Regions from separate parts of the Homo sapiens genome. Here region 1 is linked to region 2. The links are chromatin loops, found by intact Hi-C in ENCODE. Cell type or tissue: mammary epithelial cell. All regions are shown on one strand. Region 1 has its middle 130 kb from the start of TRD-GTC1-1. Region 2 holds the start of LOC105369932 (a long non-coding RNA gene).

What was found. Peaks named below come from ENCODE experiments on the same cell type or tissue, not always from the same donor. Only the 100,000 strongest peaks of a DNase experiment are listed, where the experiment ranks them.
Region 1: it touches region 2 in a loop (2.1-fold over the local background); 2 of 110 quality-filtered maps call a loop at or near these places.

What each region holds. Positions count from the first base shown.
Region 1 is chr12:98,371,644-98,374,143 of GRCh38, forward strand. No RefSeq gene overlaps it. Among named protein-coding and RNA genes, the nearest start is that of TRD-GTC1-1, 130 kb to the right of the region's middle. In mammary epithelial cell, CTCF peaks have their summits at 1,518 (motif pointing left) and 2,426; no DNase peak of the experiment used is centred here.
Region 2 is chr12:98,294,043-98,296,542 of GRCh38, forward strand. LOC105369932 (a long non-coding RNA gene) reads left to right here and starts at 999. Exons shown (of 3, transcript XR_002957448.1): 1 at 999-1,070. In mammary epithelial cell, no CTCF peak of the experiment used is centred here; no DNase peak of the experiment used is centred here.

The DNA.
Region 1 (2,500 bases), 78 kb after region 2:
GATTAGTTTCCAAGGCTGGTTGCTGCAGATTGTGGGACAGAGTTCTGTTTTTGCATATTGATTTTCTCCTCAGGGAAACACATTTTAGGAAAATCTAGTGTAGGGCGGAAGTCAATGTACCATGAGCAGGACCAGCTTCTCCTGCCACTTTCTAGTTGTGTGATTTGTGCCAAGTTGCTAGACTTCTTTCACCCTCAGTTTCCTCATCTGTAAAATTGAGATACTGCATAAGAGTTTGATGAGGATTAAATAAACCAATATACATAAAGTCCTTAGCATAGTGCCTAGAACATGGAAAGTAGCAAATTAATGTCATCTGCTGTTAATGTAATCTTACTAATATCTTTTTTTACCTGACTTAATCCAGGAACTTAACCAGAGAAAGGGGATAAAATTCCAAGGGATAGCATTTCAGGGAAAATCCACTGGAGAGGTTTCATAGGCCATGAAGCATATATTGAGTGCTCTGTGTGATAATAAAAAGACTAATTGGGAAAAGTCTGTATATACCTCACCCCAAGAGAAGGATACCATCAGAGAGTTGCCTTTAAATATTTAATATCTTATGTTTGATTGATAAATAATATGCCTGAGAATAAATTTACTCCAGAGACAGTTACATGGCAGCATTGTAAAAAAAAAAAAAAAAAAAAAGTATAGTAGAGGTTAAAACAGTCTGCAAACTTTTGAGAAGAGACAACAAAAGAATGCATGATAATAAAAATCTCATGACATCTTCAGAGATAAGCACTATAATTATGCCTGTTTTACACACAAGAAAACTGAAGCAGGGAGGGCTCAGTAACGTGATAGTCATAGTCAAGATTCAAGGAGAACGCTTAGCAGCTAAGTAGGAAGTTGCAGCAAAAAAAAAAAAAAAAAAAGGTTGGGGGAGGGTCTGGGTGATTCTCTTAAGAACACACCACAGAGAGATGATGCTTAAGTACAAATGGACCGAGAGAATGGGACAAAAAGTGTATAATCACTAAGTTCCCCATTCAAACTTTCTCCATATTATAAAACACTGGCATCTTCCATTTTAGCACATAGGGAATTATTGTATTTCATTTTTCGCCTGCATTTGGCATGAAGTTTCTCTGACATGTTATTCACTCCCTAATGGAAGAAGATGCCTGAAAGAAGCAAGTTATTCTGTTTTCAACAGGACCAAACCTGCAGCCTTGGCCCCCAAGGCTCTAAGGACATCGTGTAAGTGGCCAACTGTAGGGCAGGCTTTGGTTCAAAGAGCCTAAGTCAGTAAGAAAGGAAGAGGAGCACCCCCTAAAATTGTTTGGTTGATTTAACAAAGCAGTTTGTACCTTCTGAAATGTACAAGTTGCTAAGAAATTGCATTGTTTTCCTCTTTTTGTAGAGTACATTCTTAATGTGGTATTTTGGTTTGTGTTTTATGATAGGTGCTATAGTTTCAGGGTTTGAATATGGGTTTCATTAATCCCATAATTTGTGCCTCCACTGGAAGGAACTGAATATTCTAGACTTGGTGCATAGTGCCCTCTTCTGGATGAAGTGAAATCTCCTTTCCTAATATGCAAACCTGGAGATAACGAAATGGATGCTAAAAGACAAGGGAAGGCTCCAGAGGCACATGGGTGGGAACTGCTGTCTCCCCTGGGAATACAGAAAGAGTTTGCCCATCCCCAATGTGGTCTGCAAGACCCAGGCTCAGTCCTATCCTAGTGAAGGATGAGAGAGTGCAAGATGTCTGTGACTTATAAGGAAAAACAAAAAACAAAAACAGGCAAGGGAGGATATGGTCACTGTCTGGATTCAGAAATCTAACCAGAAATCTAAACACCTGAGAATGAGTTGGATGGCTGAAACTAATCTCACCAGAACAGTTCAGGGACCCAAACAGAACTTTGGTGGTCTGAAGAAAAGAAATGTCACGGCCGGGCACAGTGGCTCACACCTATAATCTCAGCACTTTGGGAGGCCGAAGCGAGTGGATCACCTGAGGTCAGGAGTTTGAGACCAGTCTGGGCAACTTGGTGAAACCCTGTCTCTACTAAAAATACAAAAATCAGCCGGCCATGGTGGAACGTGCCTGTAATCCCAGCTACTCCAGAGGCTGAAGCAGGAGAATTGCTTAGAACCCAGGAGGCAGAGGTTGCAGTGAACCAAGATCGCGCCACTGCACTCCAGCCTGAGCGACAGAGCGAGACTCTGTCAAAAGAAGTCACATACTTACTATTTAGAATGACTCCTGGAAATTTGATCCTGTTCATCTCCTAAATTTGTTTAGTTCCGATCACAGCAACTGAGTTGTAAAACATGTAGACTGCAGTTAATGGATGCTTTTTGAAGAAGTGCTAATCTAGAAATACCAGACTTTTCTAAAAAGAATAGGAAAGGAATGTGTCTTCAATGGTGCTGTCCACCAATGTTTCTGGTTCTCCTCCTTCTGGGCACAAATGAGCACTGCACTTTCTGTACCTCCATGAAGTTAGATGTGGCCCTGTGGCTTGCTGTGGCCAATAAA
Region 2 (2,500 bases):
GAGTTGCTTTATGGACTTCATAAAATATGGTCAGTACACACTATAAGGTATTTTTCTTTTAAACACTTCAGAATCAATACCTCTATAGTATCTCAAGGTTATTCAGGTTGTCTCCATTTCATGTATTCTAGAATGTCATTATTGACTTTGCACTTGACATTCTTCCCTGTGTCTGTTAGACTGGCCTTGGCAGCAAAGAAAGGCCATATGGTGCCCATCCATATGGATAGGCTGGCTGGATTTTAGAATCTTATTCCCTACTGATGTTCCTGTTGTGTGAACAGAATAACTTCTATTTAAGAGTAAAACATGTGGGATTCCAGCCTTGCATATTGTATCAGTTAGAAAATGTGCTCAATTGTGAGGAGCAGAGACCTGAAAACAGGGCTTAAACACACTAGATGTGGTACAGGGGCTCTGCAACCTCATTGTAGACTTTCCATCCCTCTTCTCTGACATCTTTGAGTTGTGACTCCTTTCCTCAAGGCTGCCTCATACATATAAAGTGGCTACTAGAACTCCAAACGGCATTTTCTCATTCCTAGTAGGAAGAAGGGAAAACACAAGGAACAAAAGGAGCATGCCAGCTGAGTCATTGCCTATTTTTAAGGAGCATTACCAGAAGACACACCCAACAACTTATGTTTGCATCTCATTGGCTAGGATTTAGTCTTATGCACCTCTCATCTTCTAGGAATCCTGGGAAATCTAGTATATTTTAGGTAAGCAAACTACTTCTCCAATAAAATCAACATTCTATATAAGAAAAAAGGTGATAGTCAATATTGAGTAGGTATCTCTCAGTATCTTCTCCAGATAAATACTTAATTTCTGCAATAGAGGAATCAAAAAATTATGAGCTATTGTCGTAGCTCACTAATGATTTTCTAGTTACTTTTGCACAAACCTGGAAATTAAAATCTTTCTATTAATTCTCCAAGTGGTGATTTAGAGAAATTATTTTCTATTAAAGAAATCTTCTTTTTTAGGAAAAGAAGATTTGGTGTCTACACTGCTAGTACTCCAGTTCAGCTTTCGCTGACCATGACTCTATTTGGCTAACTGCACAGGTAATCTCAATTGTTCCTCACTAGGCTGGGTGCGGTGGCTCACGCCCATAATCCCAGCACTTTGGGAGGCTAAGGCGGGTGGATCACTTGAGGTCAGGAGTTTGAGACCAGCCTGGCCAACATGATGAAACCCATCTCTACTAAAAATACAAAAATTAGTTGGGCCTGGTGGCACATGCCTGTAATCCCAGCTACTCGGGAGGCTGAGGCATGAGAATCATTTGAACCCAGGAGGTGGAGGTTGCAGTGAGCAGAGATTGTGCCACTGCACTCCAGCCTGGATGACAGACCAAGACTCAGTCTAAAAAAATTTAAAAATTAAAAAAAAAAATCCTCATTGAGCTCTGTAGAAAGAAATACCTCTCAGAACTTCATCATTAGAATCATCACTGCTACAGCAATGCTCCACAATCAAAAGCCCCTTGTGTGACCCAGAAGCTTGCCTGCCTCTTACCCCTACACAATACATGGTATAGAATTCATATTAGGGGAGTCATATATGTTTTGCATGTAGAAAACTCTCTAAGAATACTTTAAGAACTCACTGATTCTTTCAGGTCACCAGGGAACGATTTTGGTAATTTCACCCTAGCTAACAACTTCTGTGAGTACCATTTCAAGGACTAATTTACTAAATGGTCCCTCTGTTGCCTGAAAGAGTTACAAAGTTTCACAAAGTGTCTGACTTACTCGCATGCAGTAGCCCATGTACTAAGAAGATCTGGCTTCAAAAACACATTATAGGATTCCTGTGGTTGCTAGTTATTTTCTAATACTACTTGAGGAATGGGAAAGTATGCAAGTCAACAACTTGTTCAAATGACCAAGTGCATAGTCACTTGAGACAAAGCAATGAAAAACACATTCATGCACACACACTCCCACATTTTTCCTCTCTTCCAAGTTCAATGCTTTCCTTTTGTTCTCTAAGCAAAATAGACCCCACACCCACACAGAGAAAGGTAAGCCTTCGATTTTTGGTCTGACTTTTTTTCCTCCTTCATGGAGATGGCTCTATGGGGCTTTCAACTTGTCAGATATAATCTATTCTGGCCACACAGTCTTGAGAGAACGACAGCCACAGAATCTGTGGTGTCAGATGAAAATGTTGTAGAATGCAAGTGCAAAGCATTGCAGAGGTGATGAACATGAGGTTCTCCCTCCCTGAGAAGGAATGAACAAGATCCGGACCTGGAAGAGCAGTTGCAAAAAATGACAGGGGCCTCTGTGGACAGAGTGTAGCCCAGAGCCTCAGCTGGCCAAGTGGACAATTCCCAAAGGCTGCAAGTCCTCACATCTCTCTGTCATTCCCACTGAGACATTTTGAAAAGAAGGTCAAATAGCCCTTCATCAGGATATGCTGATTCAGACAGACAACTAAGCCGAGGTGGCTTTGGTGAACACACTATGGGATGAAATGAGTTCCCCTG